Linked DNA regions of Homo sapiens: region 1 is linked to region 2. A link is a loop called in an ENCODE intact Hi-C map of the cell type or tissue named here. Cell type or tissue: ascending aorta. All regions are shown on one strand. Each heading gives the region's core, and the rest is flanking DNA. Links, peaks and the distances in the headings are about the cores only.

Region 1 (11,711 bases), core at 1,778-9,777, 110 kb before region 2:
GTTGAGGGCCAGAAGCTGGAGTCAGAGCTTGGGATCCAAGAAACTGGAATCCATTTCTTGCCTCATTTAATAATAATGATACCTCAGACATTGAGCTAGTACTACACATCTGCCCCTATTCCAGGCACTTCACTGGATTACCTGATTTTAATCTCATGACCCTTTTGAAGTAGGAGATAGTGTCCAACTTGCCTGGGTTCACGTGGCTAGTAAGTAGCAGAGTCTAGCAGAGTCAGCGTTGGAACCCAGGCCATCTGGCTTCAGGATCCTTTTGCCACACTGGTTGTCTTGTCACTACCATACAGCCCAGCCACATTTTGGTCGAGGTTTGAGTGTCCACTTGGTACCAGGGCCTGTGCCAGGTATTGTGAATACAAAAAATGAGTAAGACATGCTCCCTGCCCTTCAGAGTCTCAGTCACTTGAGGAAGACAAATGTGCAAAACAGATCCTTAAGTCACGGAATGACATGTGAAATGGAGGTGTGCGCAGAGAAGCACGGGGGCACAGTGGCCTCCGGGGAGCTGGAGACAGCTGCATGGAGAAGGTGGCATTGAAGCTGGAGAAAGACACAGAAGTGTGTTCTCCAGGCAGGTGGCCCAGCACCTGGAAGGGAAGGGGTGTTGGCAACTGCACGGCCTATTCAGGGCCACCTTCGTGGTTTGAGCTGATGTTGGGCAGTGAGCAGGCTCAGAGATTGGAGGGCCTGGTTAAGCTGAAGGCCTCTAAGCAGAGAGGTGACAGGAGCAGATTTGGAAGTTGACTCAGGAGGCCACGTGTAGAAGATCAGAGACAGACAGACTCAAAGCAGGGAGGCCATTCTGGAAATGTTGCTGTAGTCCAGGAAGAGAAGATGCGGCACAAACCTTACAGAAGGAATAGCAGAGCAAGATCACATCTCCACCACTGTCCTCAGTTACCCTTCAGCCCTGCAGCCGTTTTGCGTCTTACAGACCAAGCTCAGTCTCACCTCAGGACCTGTGTCTAGCTGTTGCCTCTGCTTGGAATGCCCAAGGTTTTAATGCAAGTGGCTCATGCCAGTCCTTCCCTGACCTCTAAATTAGCCCTTCCCTCTACATTTAGACTGTCCTGACCTCACTTCCAGTATTGTTACATCACCATATCGTCCCTGGACCACCGTCACTTGAGATTTTCTGGTTTGGTTTTGTTTGTTTGTTTGAGACAGAGTCTCACTCTTGTCGCCCAGGCTGGAGTGCAGTGGTGCAATCTCGGCTCACTGCAACCTCCACCTCCCGGGTTCAAGTGATTCTCCCTGCCTCAGCCTCCCGAGTAGCTGGGACTACAGGCGCCCGCCACCACATCCGGCTAATTTTTTGTATTTTTAGTAGAGACGGGGTTTTCACCATGTTGGCCAGGGTGGTCTCGATCTCTTGACCTCGTGATCCACCCGCCTCGACCTCCCAAAGTGCTGGGATTACAGGCGTGAGCCACCACGCCTGGCCGAGATTTTCTGGTTTGTATATATGATTGTGTCCCTCTCACTTTTTCACTAGGATGCCAACTTTTTGGGAGCAGACACCTTGTGTGCATACTCACGGCCACATCCCCAGTGTCTAGAAGGGAGGCTGGCACATAGTAGGTGCTTGATAAATATATGTCAAGTTACTGGCGGGGAGTGAGAGAAAAGAAGATAATCATTCCAAGGTTTCTAGCTTTGGTGACAGGGCAGATGGCGGATGGTCAGGGAATGCAGGAGAAAGAACCTAGTTTTTGAGGGATGATGAGGTTGTCTTTGAATTGATGGAATTGAAGTGCTTTGGAGCTACTGAAATACCACTGTAATTAGAAAGACAGTTCTGAAAGCTCTGACTAAAATATGAAACCATTAGAGATAAGAATAAGAGTCTCTGCTGAAGTCTTAAGGCAGTTGTGCCTCAGCTGCCCCAGAGTGCCAAGAAATTCTCGCCAGGCCTGGGTGGAGGCTGACAATGAGCCAGGATGTGAGCAGTGCAGGAAGGTGTGAGCTGGAGGCTGGGGCCCCCCAGGTCTCCTCTTTGCCCAGAGCATGGCCCCTGTACTCGGCCTCACCATGTGGTCTTAGAGGGGCAGATTCAGCCAACAGAGGCCTCCAAAAGCTGTGGGATTCTCAGAACTGCTGAGTGTCACACATCCCTTCTCATTGGCAGAGAAGGTTGGGAGAATGGGTCTTGGGAAAGCCTGGCTCCTCCCCTTCCTCCTGAGGGACCTTTGAGAGCGTCGGGGACCCACCTGAGGAGAGCAAGTCCCACTTCTCCCCCTTACTTTCCCAGACGATCGTCACCGGATTGAGGAGAAACGTAAAAGGACATATGAGACCTTCAAGAGCATCATGAAGAAGAGTCCTTTCAGCGGTGAGATGGGGACTGGGAAAGCCAGAGAGGAAGGCAGCGGGCAGGGAGGGGACACCCTGGGGCTGAGAACTGACCTAGCCCTTGCCCTACAGGACCCACCGACCCCCGGCCTCCACCTCGACGCATTGCTGTGCCTTCCCGCAGCTCAGCTTCTGTCCCCAAGCCAGGTAAGGATTTCCTTTTGTCCCACTGGAACGACAGGTTCAGCTCTGTTCAGCTGAGGAGCAGTGGAGATGAAGACTCCTGGGCCCCATTACAGACCTACTGAATCAGAGGCTTTGAAAGGATGGCGCAGGAACCAGCGACTTCCTGGGATGCTAATGCACACTGAAGCCTGGGAACCACCGTGCCACTTAAATTCTATATTGGGTATCTTGGGAATCAGAAGTTAAAAATGCAGAATCTCTGCTCTCATCTCTCACTTGAATTGGGGGAACAAAAATCACCTCTAAATTAGCAAGATGTGTGTGCCTGTGCGAGGCTCAAAAACTGACAAGCTCTGCACTTCAGGCCGCTGCTCACTTGGTGCTCCATGGGCTCATTGCCTCTCAGGACTTAGTTTTTCAGCTGTAAACTGAGGAGTCCAGCTTATCTCTCCAAGTGTCCCTTCCTCTAAAAGGCTGGAAGAGTTTCGTGGGCTTGAGTAGTCAGGGAGGACTCCAAGGTGGAGGTGTGGCTAGAACTGGACCCTACAGGCTGGGTCAGATGGGGTAAGAGGAAGGAGATAGGGTGTTGGCAGTGACTCCCTAGAGAGGGATTGAGCCTGAGCACCATGAAGAGGGGCTGGGGTACAGAGGACGGGGTGGATCTCTAGGGCTTTCTCTGACCCCTGCCTCTCTGTCTCTCTCCTCCAGCACCCCAGCCCTATCCCTTTACGTCATCCCTGAGCACCATCAACTATGATGAGTTTCCCACCATGGTGTTTCCTTCTGGGCAGATCAGCCAGGCCTCGGCCTTGGCCCCGGCCCCTCCCCAAGTCCTGCCCCAGGCTCCAGCCCCTGCCCCTGCTCCAGCCATGGTATCAGCTCTGGCCCAGGCCCCAGCCCCTGTCCCAGTCCTAGCCCCAGGCCCTCCTCAGGCTGTGGCCCCACCTGCCCCCAAGCCCACCCAGGCTGGGGAAGGAACGCTGTCAGAGGCCCTGCTGCAGCTGCAGTTTGATGATGAAGACCTGGGGGCCTTGCTTGGCAACAGCACAGACCCAGCTGTGTTCACAGACCTGGCATCCGTCGACAACTCCGAGTTTCAGCAGCTGCTGAACCAGGGCATACCTGTGGCCCCCCACACAACTGAGCCCATGCTGATGGAGTACCCTGAGGCTATAACTCGCCTAGTGACAGGGGCCCAGAGGCCCCCCGACCCAGCTCCTGCTCCACTGGGGGCCCCGGGGCTCCCCAATGGCCTCCTTTCAGGAGATGAAGACTTCTCCTCCATTGCGGACATGGACTTCTCAGCCCTGCTGAGTCAGATCAGCTCCTAAGGGGGTGACGCCTGCCCTCCCCAGAGCACTGGGTTGCAGGGGATTGAAGCCCTCCAAAAGCACTTACGGATTCTGGTGGGGTGTGTTCCAACTGCCCCCAACTTTGTGGATGTCTTCCTTGGAGGGGGGAGCCATATTTTATTCTTTTATTGTCAGTATCTGTATCTCTCTCTCTTTTTGGAGGTGCTTAAGCAGAAGCATTAACTTCTCTGGAAAGGGGGGAGCTGGGGAAACTCAAACTTTTCCCCTGTCCTGATGGTCAGCTCCCTTCTCTGTAGGGAACTCTGGGGTCCCCCATCCCCATCCTCCAGCTTCTGGTACTCTCCTAGAGACAGAAGCAGGCTGGAGGTAAGGCCTTTGAGCCCACAAAGCCTTATCAAGTGTCTTCCATCATGGATTCATTACAGCTTAATCAAAATAACGCCCCAGATACCAGCCCCTGTATGGCACTGGCATTGTCCCTGTGCCTAACACCAGCGTTTGAGGGGCTGGCCTTCCTGCCCTACAGAGGTCTCTGCCGGCTCTTTCCTTGCTCAACCATGGCTGAAGGAAACCAGTGCAACAGCACTGGCTCTCTCCAGGATCCAGAAGGGGTTTGGTCTGGGACTTCCTTGCTCTCCCTCTTCTCAAGTGCCTTAATAGTAGGGTAAGTTGTTAAGAGTGGGGGAGAGCAGGCTGGCAGCTCTCCAGTCAGGAGGCATAGTTTTTACTGAACAATCAAAGCACTTGGACTCTTGCTCTTTCTACTCTGAACTAATAAATCTGTTGCCAAGCTGGCTAGAGATCCGCTTTTTTTCAGCAAACACTGAGCACACATTTTGCTAGTCACATCAGGCCAGACATTGGTGGTAGAGAGCTGGGTGAATGCGTGCACTGTCCTCTGAGAGCTTGCAGTCTGAGAATGCCCTTGGAAACCCCGAGTTACCGTCCAGTGGATGAAAACGGGCAGCTAAGGCAAGAGTCCTAGCACACTGAGAGCCTAGTAGAGCCCGCTGGCTGTGGGGATGGAGCAGTTTCAGGAGTCTTCCAAGAGGCCCCATTAGCTCCAGGTCTTAGATCAGCTGAGAGTGGATGTCAAAGAGGGACTAGCCAGCGTCAGAGGTAAGAGAAACGATGTTCGAAAGATGTGATGGGGCCAAATTCCTTGGGTGGCCCAGGGAGTGTGTGCTTCTCTTGGGGAATGTGTGGTGCCAGGTAAAGATCTACCCGGCCCACCGATGCTTTGATACTCTGTTCTGGGAGGAACGGTGAAATCTTCAATCCACAGCCTCAGGAAGCCAAAACAAAGGCCCAGCCGCAGCCCACAAGGGCTACAGCTGGACGTACTTCCGCTTTGCCCCAGCGCAAGCGCAGCAGCAAAAAGCGCTGGCCGGCGTGGGCCCCCTTCTCGACTGCGCAGGCGCACAAGGAGCCCGCAGCAACCGGAGGCCGGGTCCAGCGTCTGGGGAAAATCCCCGCCGAGGCCGATGGCGTCTTCGTTTGGGCTTCGCACCGTCGCGGGAGGACAATAGCAGGGGAAAAGGAGTTATCGTCAGCGGGACGCGTCCCAAAATTCAGCGAGTCTCCTAGGAACAGAAAAGGCCCTGGGTGCAGGCTCCGACGGGCGGCGCCGGCGAGACGGCAGGCCAATTCCGTCGAGGAAGTGGCGTTTTCCACGGGGCTCCGGCTCCGGGGGGGCGGCCAGGGGCGGGGCTTGGAGCGAGGGCGGGCCTCGGCGGAACTCCCACGCGAGGGGCGGAGCCCGGGCTCGCGGTGGCCAGGTCAGGACCCGGGCGAAGCTGCCGGGGAGCGCCTGGGAGGCGGGGTCGGGGAGGAAGCGGGCGGGGTGAGAAGGCTCCTAACGCTGAGGAAGCCGACGGCTGAGCTGCGCAGGGACCCCGACCGGAGGTCCGCGACCCGAGGCCCAGAGGGAAACCAGGGAGCCAAGGCCCTGCAGCCCAGGCTGCGCCTCCCTCCTCTTGGCTTTCTCGGTCCCGCGACCTCCCGTGACCCACGAAGACCTCTCCTGGTTCTTCTCTCATTCGTGAATGACCCCATCATGCTCATGGCTCAGCAGCTCCAAGTCCTCGTATCCAACCCAGATCTCTCTCCCCTGCGCACCAGCCCCTGGACATCTCCACTCTGACGTCCTCGGGCCTCTCAAACTCATCCTGTTCCAAATGACCTCAGCCATCCCCAGCCTGCCTCTCCTTTTCCCTGTCAGCCCTGGCCCTGCCACCTTCCAAGGGCTCCAGCCGGAAACCTGGCCACTACCGTAGATGCCGCCTCTTCCCTTAGTAACTTGCGTCCAGTCCTTCCACGAGGTCCTGGAAAATCTGCCCACTTCTCCCCACTGTCACTGCTATCACTGAGTTTAAGTCACCACTAGACCTCCCACTGGACTGCGGCTACAGCCGCCTCCCTGCAGCCAAAGAGCTCTGACATCCAGATCTCACCCCATCAATCTCCCTTCAAACATCAACCACAAGACCAGATCCGAGTTTTCTGCAGACACACCCTCAGTGACCACAGCCTTCCACACTAGTCCACAACCAGGAAAAAGTGGCAGTCTTGGGAACTGCTAACCCAGGATCCCTAGTGCACCTTCACAACCCTTTCTGATCTGGCTTCTTTGACGCTGGGTTCCTGGGTGTGCCTTGGCTCTAGTCCAGCAGGCCTCAGCCAGACTGGTCCTACCAGGATACCTCTGACGTCTCTGCCTGGTGAACTCCTACCCAGCCTTCAAAACTCAGCCCTCATATTACCTCCTCCATGAAGCCTTCCTGATCCTCAGATGCTCTGTTTCTCCGAGCCTAGCTCATCCTGCCAGCACCTAAGTTAACAGACCCAGGGCCTAGGTCTCACCATGGAGCTTCAGCCAGCCTAGGGAAGGGACTGGAATAGGCATGAGATGCTGGGCAAGTCTGCCCTATCTGGGCCTCAGGTCCAGAAACCAAAGGATTTAGACAAAGTCCCAAGTTTGGACTTGATGATGCCACTTCGGGGAAAGGCCTGGCCTCGCGAGGAACAGAGAGGACCATAGGCTGGTGAGGAGGGAAGTGGGTCAAGGGCCCGTTTCCTCCAGGACATAGAAACAGCCCCAGTCAACTGAGGCGGAGATGCCACCGCCTCTGGAATTGGGCCCTGCAAGAAGTGGCCAGGTGGGTAGAGAGAGGACAAGGCCTGGGGGCTCAGTGGCTTCAGAGAGAAGAGTGAGGCCTGCACTGAGGCACAGGGCCTTGTGATGCACGGCCAGGGTAGCTGTGGGGTGTGGCCACCTGCTTCCCTGCAGAACCAAATAAACGTTATGGGAGAGAAGCCAAGCAGTGGCCTGGCCTCAGGGACCCCTCAGTGAGTGCCAGCCCATCTCTGAGCCAGTGTTCCCAGGGCCTGTCCTGACTGGTCCGAGGAGTTTGGCTGGGGCCTCTGGAGGCAAAACCCCTTGCCCTGCCCTGTCTTGGACACATGTTCAGACACAGACATCAGTGGCTTTTTTACTCCCTGAAGTCCTCTTTTCTCCACAGAATATTTACAAACAGGGAAGGGGTGGAGGCCACTTCCGCCACCAAATAAGGGGCTAGGGAGGGGGGCAGTGCTAAGACACGCCTCTGCGCAGGGAGAGTTCCTGAGGAGGGCCCAGTGTGACCACAGTGCCCTCAGGGGCCCAGGTGGTTCCAGACGGCTCAGGCCAGGTCGGCGGTGGGTGAGCCCAGCTGCTTGGAGGCCAGGAGGAGGCGTGTGGCTGCACTCTCAGACTCCGCCTGCAGCCGCCGGTTGTTGTGTCTCAGGCTCCGCACCTCCTCCTCCAGGGCCGCCCTGTCCGCCTTCTCCTGGGGTGCCGGGGAGACAGGAGTCAGAGCCGCCAGCCCCTTTCCTGGGGCAGCCCTGTGACTCCCCCCAAGCTCAGCCCACCCCTCACCTTCTGCAGGTCCTCCTGCAGCTTCCTGAGCATGGACTCCAAGTGAGAGACCTTCTCTGAGAGGTTCCCAGGCTCTGGCCTGAAGACATGGGGGTCAAGACTCAGCAGGACCAAGGCAGGGGGCAGTGCACCAGCTGACTCCCAGCCCCAGCTAATGAGAGGGGCCCCGCTGGTCTTCTAGGCATATGTGGCAGCAGAGCCCAGGACAGAGCTCCACCCCAGCAGACAGGCACGAAGGGGGGGTCATGTGGGCAGGTAAAGCGGCTGTGGGGAGTTGGGGAGCTTACTCAGCATCAGATTTTGGAGTTCCCTTAGGGTCTCCACTCTCTGGGATGGGCTGTCCTGTGGGGACAAAGGGATCAGGTGGGCAGGTCAGAAAGGGGGCAAGAGCACTGCCCAGGCTTACCGCAGCACCCTGGTGGCCTCACCCTCTCGGGACAGCGACTCCAGAATGGTGTTGCAAGTAGAGGCAATCTCCGAGATGGCCTGCCACTCGTCCTCCAGGGTCCCACTGCCCGCCTCCGACATGACTGTGGGCACAAGGAGCAGGCTGAGCTAGGGAAGCCCAGGAGCACCCCCCAACCCCTCCCCTGCTCTCCTGGGTCCAGACTCACTCCTGCTGATGGAGTTCCGCAGAGACAAGGTACGTGGCAGAAAGGAGGCCCTCAGCTCCGGCGCCGGGTTGCCCTTGTCCTCAGAGCCACTGGGACTGCCTGGCCTGTCCTGTGCCACAGAAGTGGATACAGATTCAGTGATGCCCACTGTCACCACTGTGCTGTTGGGCTCCAGAGCCTGGTTTCTGCTCACCTGGGTCAGGGGTGTCTCACTGTCAGCACTGGGTACTGATGGCTTGGCTGTGGTGGCCAGGAGGAGGTCCGGGGTGGTGTTGGGCAGGACTGGGGCCTCATCCGACAGAGAGCTGGGGAGAGCAGGGGTGGCTCAGAAAGGGAAGCCGCTTTCCCAGAGGCCTGGAGGAGAGGGAAGGCCAAGAGTGTGCACCTGCGTGGTGACAGCGAGTTCTGGCTGTGCAGGAACTCAGTCCTCTCCTCGGCCAGATCCCCAGGCCCTGGAGGACTGCCACCATCTTGCAGGCACAGGTGCAGCAGCTGCTTTGTGGTGGGCAGCAGGGTCACCCCCTGGACCTCATCCTGCACAGGATCTGGGGCCCCCCGCCGGCTAGGCTCCTGCAGCGACAGCGTGTACAGCTCCGAAAAACTCCTGTGGGGTGGGACAGGGTCAGGCAGGACTTCTCCAGTCCCCAGCGTCCTGCATCACTAGCCCCACCCCCAGCCCGCCAGGCTCACTTCCAGGAGCAGGAGAGCTCCCCGGCATCCTGACAACAGTGAAAAATGTCTGCCTGGTTACTGGCCATTTTTCCAGACCATGGTTCAAATTCCAGTGCTGCCCCTGTATATCCCAAGCAAATCACTCTGAACATCAATTTCTCCATCTGTGAAATGGGGATAATAGTACGAACCTCATAGTGTGCTGTGAGGATTTAAATAACACGTGTAAATTGCTTAAATCCCAAAACTACTGTCTGTAGCCAAATCCAGCCTGTGCCTTTTCCTTTTCTTTTCTAAAGCAGATGTGCCAGTTTCTGTACTGCGAGCTAAGCATGGATTTTACTTTTTTTTTTTTTTGAGATGGAGTTTTGCTCTTGTTGCCCAGGCTGGAGTGCAATGGCGCGATCACAGCTCATGGCAACCTCCTCCACCTCCTGGGTTCAAGTGATTTTCCTGCCTCAGCCTCCCAAGTAGCTGGGATTACAGATGCCTGCCATCACACCTGGCTAATTTTTGTATTTTTACTAGAGACGGGTTTCAGCATGTTGGCCAGGCTGGTCTCGAACTCCTGACCTCAGGTGAGCTACCCGCCTCAGCCTCCCAAAGTGCTGGGATTACAAGCATGAGCCACCGCGCCCGGTCCGGATTTTACATTTTTAACTAGTGGAAAAATCAAAAGAATATTTCATGATAAGTTAAAATCATGTAAAATCCAAATTTCAGTGTCTATAAAGTTTTAGCGAGACACAGGCACATTTATTTATTCATTTACCTACGACAGAGTAGCTGCGGCAGAGACCAGATGGTCCAGAAAGCCTAAAATATTTATTATTTGGCCATTTACAGAAAATGTTTGCCTACCCCTGGCTTAGCACAGGAAGTTATCAATAGTGTGTAGTGTGTGTGTTGGGTGGGCGGGTGCCAATACTTAAAAAAAAAGATAGTGGGGGCTGCTATTTGATCTTTTAAGCAGTGGGAGCAACGCGCTTAACTGGTCCCATTCTACATATGAAGATAGAGGTTCAGGGCGCGGTGACTCACGCCTGTAATCCCAGAACTTTGGGAGGGCGAGGCAGGTGGATCACCTGAGGTCAGGAGTTCGAGACCAGCCTGGCCAACTTGGTGAAACCCCATCTCTACTAAAAATAGAAAAAATTAACCGGCCGTGGTGGTGCATGCCTGTAATCCCAGCTACAAGGGAGGCTGAGGCAGGAGAACTGCTTGAACCTGGGAGGCGGATGTTGCAGTAAGCCGAAATCACGCCATTGCACTCCAGCCCGGGCAACAAGAGGGATACTTCGTCTCAAAAAAAAAAAAAAGAGAGAGGAGAGAGAGAGGAAGGAAGGACAGAGAAAGAGAGAGAGACAGAGACAGGAAGAGACAGGCTCAGACGGGCTAAGAGACGGGAGATTCTTTCCAGAAGGAAAGGTATCCACACTGGGTTCCTGAAACTGCTGATGGCGACCCGGGAGGCGCAGACTGCGCGGTGGCCAACTGCCGGCCCTCCCACCTCCCCGCGTCCCCGGCACCCTGACCTGCGGGGCCGGCCGCTCTCGTCGGGGGGCAGGACGGTGACGCAGACCTTGGGCGCCGAGCGCAGGAGCTGGGCAGCGGCCTCGGGCCGGAGGCTGGGCAGAGTCTGGCCGCACACGCGCAGGAGGCGCGCCCCGGGCCGCAGCCCCGCCGTCTCGGCGAATGTGAAGCGCTCCACGTGCGTGACGAATCCCTCGGCGTCCACCTCGAAGCCCAGGCGGCCTTGACCGTCGCGGGGCAGCGCCAGCTCGCGGGTCTCGCAGCCACGGCTCACCAGCTGCGGACGGGGCGGGACGAGTGGGCGGGGCTGCCGGGAGGTGGGGCCGCCCCAGCGCCCGCCCCCTGGACTGCGTCCCAGGCCACACGGAACTTTCCACAGTCCCCGAGGGCCGCGTGTGCCACCGCCCGAGGGATGAAGACCAGAAGTCGCTTACCCGAGGGCACCAGTTCCGGCCTTGCCAAGCCCCGGGGCTGGCTCTGCCCTCCTCGACTTTCCCTTCCGCAGGAGTAGGGGACAAAGGCGGCGGGAGGGAGGGGTCCAAAGCAGGCTCCGCCCCGCCGCGCGCAGGGGCCCCAGTTTACCACTCCAGCTCACCTGCAGGCGCGCCACCACCTCGCCCACGGCTTGGCCGGGGGACCCGTCGAAGCGCAGCGTGATCGCCTCCCCGCGGCCGTGGTACAGGTCCAGCTGCTGCTCGGAGAAGGTCCAGGCCAGCACGTCGCGACAGGCGCAATTGAACACTACGCGGCCGTCGCGCGGCGCCACCAGCACCAGAGCCTCGGCCGAGATGCCCAGCAGGCAGGGCACCTCGATGCCTTCGGGGCCGCTCGCCTGAGCCCCGGCGGCGACCCGCGCCCCGGGCGCCGCGCGCACTCCCCACACCAGTGAGCCCGCTGCCTGCAGCTCGGCGCCTGGGCCCCGAGGGGCCGCCCGGCGCCTCCCACCCAGGGAGGGCAGGCCGAAGCGTGAAGCCGAGTCCAGCGACGTAGTGGTCACCTCGTTGGTGGCCAGGTCTTGCAGGTACTGCTGGCGGGTGCGCGTGGCCATGGCGTGGAACTGGCGCGCGTGGCCGGCCGCCTGCTCACCATTCAGCGCTTTGGCCAGCAGGAAGGCCCGGAAGTCGGCGTTGGCTGCGAAGGGGCCTCCGCCAGCAGGCAGAGCTGGCC
Region 2 (8,000 bases), core at 1-8,000:
GGAAAATGCTGAGCTCCACATTGGACAAATTGAATGGATTGTGCCTGTGAGCCTCTCAGCAGGAGATGCCAGCATACCCACCTGGAATGATGGACCATGGACCGGGGGAGCTATGGAGTCTTGGGTGGGCCTGCTTAGCCAACCCAAGGTGGGTTGGGTAAGCAGAGCATCTAGCAGAGCCTTGTGGACACTGACAGTTCAGGGGCAGGCTGCGGAAGGCGTTGGAGGAGATGGTGGGGGAGGGATGGCAGGGGCGCCTGAGGGGCACCATCTGGGAAGCTGGGGAGGACATATTTCCAGGGAAGGAGGAGGATGAGCCAAGTGCAGTAGAGAGGTTCTTGTAAAATAATAACTGGTGAGACAATAAGTCTTAGGACAAGACTTAGGGGTCTGCCCCCTAATCCTACATGGAAATCCTAGTGATGCCTTCCTTGGCAAGAAGGTCCCTGGTAGCCTTGGCAGGGTAGCTTTTGGGATATGATAGGGACAGAGGCCAGAGATATGTGGGCAGAAAGTGAAGAAGAACAAGACCTGGGGACTCTTGCTCTTCCAAAGTGGGGCTTTGGTATAGGCTGAGGAGGTGATGCCAGGAGAGTGGACCAGGAGACGAGGGCAGCAGGGTCAGGAGAGGAGGGAGGAGAGCCAGCGGAAGGGACATCTCTTGCTGTAACAGGAGCAGGAGGGGAATGGATGTAGATAACGATGTTCAGTGGGTTAAGGGGGATTACCTTTAATTCTCTCAATACACAGTGAAGGGCCTGGGTTGAGTAGGGGACTCAGGAGAACAGTGGCGGTTTGGAAGTATCCCAGGGCATGGGGCTGCCTAGGGGCTTTATGGAAGTCAAAGCTTTAGAGGAGTCAGAGAGGGAGGTGCCAGCCACACGAGGCTCTGTTGGACTGAGGCTGAAGCCTGTGGGTATGTTCCAGCATGCTCAGCTTGGTGGCTGCTCCAGTCCCACTCCGCACCCAGGATCCACAGGCCACAGCTCTGACCAGAGACTGGGCATTGCCAGACAGTGAGGAGGAAGGAGAGGTGTTTATGGATCAGGGACGGGAGTCCTAGGGATGATAAGCCCTGGGCTCCAGCTGGGAACTATCAGAGTCTGGGGGTGTCAGGCAAGCTCGGAGGACTGAGAGGGAGGCCACCAAGCCCTGTGAGAGAGAAGGTGGAGGTGAGGACTTGAGAACAGTGGAAAGAAGGCAGCCTCTGAGGGCCCCAGGGTGGAGCAGATCTGAGTGATGAAAATCCCCTTGGGACCCTGAGAGTGAGGGGAAGGTCACGGAAGCCGAGAGATCCAGGAATGTGAGGTCAGAGGCTGACCTGGTTGTCCACGCGGATGTTCGAAACTCCCAGGATGGAGAGAAAAACAGAGCAGGAGGAATGAGGAAGGTGGGTGCTGACAGCCACAGGAGGACTGAGGCTGCAGGAGGCCGGCGGCACCTCAGAGGCCGAGCTCAGGCTTGGAGGGGTCTGGGATGTGGGCAACAACTGGCTCCATCAGAGAGGCCTCAGGAAAGTGTGTCCCGGGGGAGGGTCAAGTTCCTTTACTGCATGAGCAGAAGAAAGTGGGAAGAACAAGGATAGGGAGTTTATCCCCAGAGGAAAAAGGGAGCCATGGCAGGTGAGGGAAGGGTGGGAGCAGCAGTGAAAGCGGCTGGGGCAGGGAGAGAGGGCGGGGGAGGCTGGGGAGGCTCTTTAGCATCAGACCTGGCCTAGGGACCCTGGCAGCACCTGACCTGGTCGTCAGGGCACTGTGTGCCACCCAGAAGCAGGGTGAGGCCTGTGCTTCTGAGTGCTGCTGGCCTCAGCTCTGGTGCTCCAGGCCATGCGCAGAAGTGAGAAAACAGTAGTAGAAACCCAAGACCACCCAGCCTGGTCCTCTGACACCCCCTATGCCCTGCAGATGTGGACGAGTGTGAGGCTGGGGACGTGTGTGACAATGGCATCTGCAGCAACACGCCAGGATCTTTCCAGTGTCAGTGCCTCTCTGGCTACCATCTGTCCAGGGACCGGAGCCACTGCGAGGGTGAGGGATCTTAGAGCTGGGGTGCTGACCTGTCCCTCCCTACCCCAGGACCCCCACCCCCCAGGGTCCAGTCCTAATCCAGATCTCAGTTGGGGCATAGGGGCGTGGGACTGACCCAGGGCTCTGGGAGAAAGCTTTGGCTGCCTCAGGCTGGGGTTGGTGATCAGCCCCTGAGATTCTCCACCCCTTCCATCCCCTACAGACATTGATGAGTGTGACTTCCCTGCAGCCTGCATTGGGGGTGACTGCATCAATACCAATGGCTCCTACAGATGTCTTTGCCCCCAGGGGCATCGGCTGGTGGGTGGCAGGAAATGCCAAGGTATGGGGGACTGGCTGAGGGTTCCTGAGGGATGTGGCAGGGAGCAGTAATTCCCTAGACACACTGTGGCCTTTCTCCATCCATCCATCCACCCATCCAACCATCCTTCATCCATCCATCCATCCATCTATCCATCCATCCATCCATCCATCCATCCATCCATCCATCCATCCTTCTATCCATCCATCCTTCCATTCATCCTTCCACTCACCCACCCATCCATCTGCTCAGCCTTCCAGTCTTTCACCTAGAATAACAATGATCACAGTAAACATGACAGTTAGTGCTATCGTGGTGCTTACTATGTGCCAGGCACTCTGTTAAGCTCTTTACAGATATTAATGTATTGGTCTTCCCCATCAACTCACCCATACACATGCATTCATCCAACAAAAGTTTAGGCTGAGTGCAGTGGCTCAGGCTGGGGGCGGTGGCTCATGCCTGTAATCCCAGCACTTTGGGAGGCTGAGGCGGGCGGATCATGAGGTTAGGAGTTCAAGACCAGCCTGGCCAATATGGTGAAACCCCATCTCTACTAAAAATACAAAAATTAGCCGGGCGTGATGGCGCACGCCTGTAGTCCCAGCTACTCGGGAGGCTGAGGCAGAAGAATCGTTTGAAGATGGGAAGCGGAGGTTGCAGTGAGCCGAGATCACGCCACTGTACTCCAGCCTGGGCAGAGAGTGAGATTCCATCTCAAAAAAAAAAAAAAAAAAAAAAAAAGTTTATTGAGCACCTACTATTTTCCAGGTTCTGTGCTTTGTACTAGGTAATCAACAATCACCCAGGGCTCCCAGCTAGGGGAGGCCAACATGTAAACTGATTCTGACAGTTCAGGGTCCTGGGTGCCAAGAAAGGTATAGACTAATGATTAATTGCAATGGGGAGGTGAATGTTGAACTGGACTGAAACGTAAGTAGGAGTTCCCTAGGCATGGGAAAGGCAAGGCACGAGAAGTCATTCCAGGACCAAAGAGCAGTAATTGCAAAGCATAGAGATCTGGAAGGAGCTAGTTGTGTTTACAGAGGAGGGGAGGGTGCCCTGAGCACAGAGTTGGGGAGTGGAGGGTGGTCTAGAGTAAGGCGTGATGAGACCTAAAGGTATCGGAAGCTCAATTGCATTTGAGGCCTTTCCATTTGGGCTTCTGATACTTTTAGGTTTTGTAAGGTTAGTGGGAGCCACTGAAGGTGTTATGAAGGACAGCAGCTAATGTCCACATGCACATTCAGACACATGCACAGACACAGCAGACTTCCTGCTGTACATACTTTGAAACCAAAGTGGAAATTCAGGTTCTGAACTTGTGTGAGGCCCTTGAGGTGCAGCCCCAGGGAAAGAGGGGCTGGGTTTCCAGCTGCGCTACTCTTGCCCCGCAGACATAGATGAGTGCAGCCAGGACCCGAGCCTGTGCCTTCCCCATGGGGCCTGCAAGAACCTTCAGGGCTCCTATGTGTGTGTCTGCGATGAGGGCTTCACTCCCACCCAGGACCAGCACGGTTGTGAGGGTGAGTGTCCTCCCAGCTCCTCCCTCGGACTGGACAACTCCCCTGAGCTGCAGCTGGGATTCAGAGATGTGTCCTGGCCCCACCCTCCTAAATTTGGGGAACCGGAAGAAATCTCTTTTGGCTGGGGGAGTCTGGTGGGGCCAGACGATGAAGGGTCCAGAACACCACGTTGAGAACAGAGCCAACTCTCAGGAGGAGGCTAAGGGGAGCCAGGGAATGTGGGGGGAAAGACCTGTGGTGGGTGGGCAGGGTGGACAGGGCCAAGGGGGGTCTGTGCACAACCCTGAGCTGCCGTCTGCCCCTCAGAGGTGGAGCAGCCCCACCACAAGAAGGAGTGCTACCTGAACTTCGATGACACAGTGTTCTGCGACAGCGTATTGGCCACCAACGTGACCCAGCAGGAGTGCTGCTGCTCTCTGGGGGCCGGCTGGGGCGACCACTGCGAAATCTACCCCTGCCCAGTCTACAGCTCAGGTCAGGAGCCGGGCAGGCCCCTTCCCAGATCTTCAGTTTCTTCATCTGGAAGCCAAATGTGGGAAATGGCGCCCCCTGGCAGTTGGGAAATAGGCGGCGGGCTGCAGCCCTAAGCCCACGCGCGCGCTCAGTCCTGCCTCTTCCCTCCCCACGGCCGCCCTGCCCCTGCAGCCGAGTTCCACAGCCTCTGCCCAGACGGAAAGGGCTACACCCAGGACAACAACATCGTCAACTACGGCATCCCAGCCCACCGTGGTAAGCGCCCTGCGGCTCCGCCCGCCCCGCGCCCTCTCACCCCGGGTTGGGCTCGCCCGGATCCCGCCGGGACTCGCTGGGTCAGCTGCCCGCGCCGGGTAAGCCCCGCCCGCACCTTCCTCGCAGGCCCCGCCCTGTAGGCCCCGCCCCTCCTGTAGGCCCCGCCCGGGGATGGCTTCGCTCCGGTGGTGCGCCCAGCCCACGCCTCCGGGCTGCAGCTGCGGGACCGGAGCGGCCAGTGTTTGTCACCCCGCAGACATCGACGAGTGCATGTTGTTCGGGTCGGAGATTTGCAAGGAGGGCAAGTGCGTGAACACGCAGCCTGGCTACGAGTGCTACTGCAAGCAGGGCTTCTACTACGACGGGAACCTGCTGGAATGCGTGGGTGAGCTCCGCCCCCCGGCGGCCGTGGGGAAGCGGCAGGGAGACACGCGCCACCGCGCCCATCCCGGGCCTGCCCCTGCTACCCACGCTTTTCCTCCCTGCAGACGTGGACGAGTGCCTGGACGAGTCCAACTGCCGGAACGGAGTGTGTGAGAACACGCGCGGCGGCTACCGCTGTGCCTGCACGCCCCCTGCCGAGTACAGTCCCGCGCAGCGCCAGTGCCTGAGCCCGGAAGAGATGGGTGAGGCCCGGGCCGGGGAGTGGGGTACGCGGGAGGGGCGGGGCCCGGGCCGAGCTGTGACGGCCCCCACCCACCCCCTCGCTGTTCGTAGACGTGGACGAGTGCCAGGACCCGGCAGCCTGCCGCCCTGGCCGCTGCGTCAACCTGCCGGGCTCCTACCGCTGCGAGTGTCGCCCGCCCTGGGTGCCCGGGCCCTCCGGCCGCGATTGCCAGCTCCCCGAGAGCCCGGCCGGTGAGGGCGAGGGTTGGCCTTGGCCGATCCCGGGGCCCTGTCCGTCACGTGGCCCCCGCGCAGGTGGGGTGGGGCGGAGGCGGGCGGTTCCTGCCTTGGGCCCCTCCCCTGATGCCAGGTGTCTTCCGCAGAGCGTGCCCCGGAGCGGCGCGACGTGTGCTGGAGCCAGCGCGGAGAGGACGGCATGTGCGCTGGCCCCCTGGCCGGGCCTGCCCTCACCTTCGACGACTGCTGCTGCCGCCAGGGCCGCGGCTGGGGCGCCCAATGCCGACCGTGCCCGCCGCGCGGCGCGGGTAAGGCAGTCGGGGAGGAGTTGGCCGGGAGCGAGGATGGGGGCCAGGGCCCGGGGACCCGGACGTCGCTGACCAGTTCTGCTCCTCCCAGGGTCCCATTGCCCGACATCGCAGAGCGAGAGCAATTCCTTCTGGGACACAAGCCCCCTGCTGTTGGGGAAGCCCCCAAGAGGTGAGTGCTGCCGGGTCGGGCGGTGGCGGGGTTGGTAGCCTTTGGCCGGGGCTCAGTGTTGAAGTCCATATTGTTCCGGGCCACGCAGATGAGGACAGTTCAGAGGAGGATTCAGACGAGTGTCGCTGCGTGAGTGGCCGCTGCGTGCCGCGGCCGGGCGGCGCCGTGTGCGAGTGTCCCGGCGGCTTCCAGCTCGACGCCTCCCGCGCCCGCTGCGTGGGTGAGCCGGGCTTCGGGGGTGGGGGCAGGGGCGGGGCCGGTGGTGAGGAGCCGCCTGGAGGCTCAGCGAAGCCGCACCTGTCGCCCTCACCTTCAGATATCGACGAGTGCCGAGAGCTGAACCAGCGCGGGCTGCTGTGCAAGAGCGAGCGCTGCGTGAACACCAGCGGCTCCTTCCGCTGCGTCTGCAAAGCCGGCTTCGCGCGCAGCCGCCCGCACGGGGCCTGCGTTCCCCAGCGCCGCCGCTGACGCCGCCGACGCCGCCCTCGGCCCAGACCTCGGTGATCACTGAGGGATTTCCGCGAGCTCGGCCTCACTTCTGCCCCGACTTGTGGCTCGGACCCAGGGACCTTCAGGGCCCGCAGACCCTCCCGGCGCCTTGAGACCCGAGGCGCCCCTACCGGCCCCCCTCCCCGGTTAGCGGGCGGTTGTAAGGTCTCCGGCGGGCGCTGCCTGCCTTCCTCCCAGAGGGTGTTTCCTAGAAACTGATAAATCAGATCGTGCCTCTTTACCCTTGGCTTTCGAAGCAAATTGATGTTCACGTCTGACGTGGGCGCGGGCTGCGCAGGGCGGCGCCAGACCCCAGCCGCCTCCCAGGGGCTAGACTGAGCCCGGCACAAGGGGTGTGAAATAGAATTTATTGTGGCTCTGATTATGTACACGTGAGATGGCCTGGCTGGGCCGGCCGGGCTCACATGGTTTGTACAATAAATACATCTGTGGGGCGGGCTCTCCGCAGCCGGGAAGGGCCACCGCCACGGTTCAGTCCAGCTTCCGGGCTCCCAGCTTCATGGGGCCCTTGGCCACCTTCCTCTCGGCGCGTTTGGCCTCCATCTCCCGCCGCCGCTCCTCGCGCTTCTTCCGGGCCAGCTCAGCCTTGACCTGTCCTGGCGTCAGGAAGGGGAGCCCCGGTCTCAGCTCTCCAGCCAGTGCCTGCCGGGGGCCTGTAGGGGCGGGCTAGTCGGGGAGCCCTAGTCTTCAGCCCACCCAGGGGAAGCACTTACGACTGTCAGTCTCGAGGCCCTCCCAGTTGTCCTCACCCCAAGAGTCTGGCCTCGGCTGTAAAGAGAAGTGTGGGCTGCAGTGGGGCCCACTTCTGGCTGAGGTCCACCATCTCTACCCTCTCGCCAGACCTGTGCTGGGTACCTGGGTGCTGGGACGTGCAGACAGGGTAGCGAAGGGGTCGCCCTTGTCGCTGGACTCTGGGCCACCCCAGTTATACTCGCTGGCCAGCCGTGTACCGTCAGGAGGTGGCTCCTGGGAGCTTGGCTCCTGCCAGCCCTGTTCCCAGGAGCCCTCAGCTTCCCAGCTGCTCCAGTCGGACTCTGGGGATTTGGAGGATTTGTGGTCGGAGTTGCTGACCTGTAGAAGAGCGGGAGGGGGAAGTAGCCCTGGGCCCAAGGAGGAAAGAGCCCCATACACACACCTCCCCACCAGACCCAGCTCACCTGACTAGCACGGCTCACTTGGCCCCCGGTGCTCCAGTCGTCCTGCTGGGCCAGCACAGACTCGGCCTCCTGCTGCAGTGTGGGAAGGGACCACTGACTCCCACCCCATGCTAAAGGGCAAGTGAGCCCGCCCCAGCATCATCCCAGCCACGGGCCCCACCACTGTCTTTTGCCTTCCTCCTCATTTGCTCCTCAGGCCCTGTTTCCCATCTATTAAATGGACGCTGACCCTGGCCTGCCCTCACCCCTCTTTAAGGCTGGGGAATGAGATCTAGATGCCCCTTCCAACAGCCTTGAGGGCCAGAAACTGCTGCTGTCAGCCAGATGGGGAAATTGGGCCCCCAGCTCTGCCCCATTCTGAGGACAGCCCCAGTCCTCCCTCAGCCCAACCTGAGCCCATCCCCCAAGCAGAACTGGTCTGGTTCTA

The links. Hi-C counts contacts between places; a loop is a spot of excess contacts. Peaks named below come from ENCODE experiments on the same cell type or tissue, not always from the same donor. Only the 100,000 strongest peaks of a DNase experiment are listed, where the experiment ranks them.
Region 1: a loop joins it to region 2, with 2.5 times the contacts of the local background. A loop is called at or near these places in 6 of 110 quality-filtered maps.

The regions. Positions count from the first base shown.
Region 1 is chr11:65,646,494-65,658,204 of GRCh38, reverse strand. SIPA1 (signal-induced proliferation-associated 1) reads right to left here. Exons shown (of 16, transcript NM_006747.4): 8 at 11,140-11,711; 9 at 10,547-10,821; 10 at 8,725-8,943; 11 at 8,533-8,644; 12 at 8,340-8,448; 13 at 8,154-8,255; 14 at 8,013-8,067; 15 at 7,726-7,804; 16 at 7,293-7,636. The coding sequence ends at 7,490. It overlaps RELA (RELA proto-oncogene, NF-kB subunit), which reads left to right. Exons shown (of 11, transcript NM_021975.4): 9 at 2,270-2,350; 10 at 2,443-2,517; 11 at 3,205-4,604. The coding sequence ends at 3,827. MIR4489 (microRNA 4489) reads right to left here and starts at 9,013; the gene lies at 8,952-9,013. RefSeq lists enhancers at 3,624-4,124, 4,865-4,914, 4,925-5,404 and a silencer at 5,465-5,704. In ascending aorta, for the core only: no CTCF peak of the experiment used is centred there; DNase peaks (open chromatin) are centred at 5,204, 5,544, 6,454, 6,751 and 1 weaker place; H3K4me3 peaks cover 2,159 bases; H3K27ac peaks cover 4,111 bases.
Region 2 is chr11:65,537,454-65,545,453 of GRCh38, reverse strand. It overlaps SCYL1 (SCY1 like pseudokinase 1), which reads right to left. Exons shown (of 18, transcript NM_020680.4): 15 at 7,574-7,645; 16 at 7,272-7,487; 17 at 7,130-7,184; 18 at 6,750-7,012. The coding sequence ends at 6,888. It overlaps LTBP3 (latent transforming growth factor beta binding protein 3), which reads left to right. Exons shown (of 28, transcript NM_001130144.3): 17 at 1,905-2,027; 18 at 2,230-2,349; 19 at 3,726-3,854; 20 at 4,161-4,328; 21 at 4,500-4,583; 22 at 4,840-4,968; 23 at 5,072-5,209; 24 at 5,301-5,441; 25 at 5,573-5,734; 26 at 5,826-5,906; 27 at 5,995-6,126; 28 at 6,223-6,895. The coding sequence ends at 6,374. Among named protein-coding and RNA genes, the nearest start is that of SCYL1, 16 kb to the right of the region's middle. RefSeq lists enhancers at 4,276-4,325, 4,542-4,836, 6,442-6,945, 6,946-7,450 and silencers at 4,576-5,335, 5,386-5,585. In ascending aorta, for the core only: CTCF peaks have their summits at 4,401 and 5,164; DNase peaks (open chromatin) are centred at 4,573 and 5,063; H3K4me3 peaks cover 2,154 bases; H3K27ac peaks cover 2,894 bases.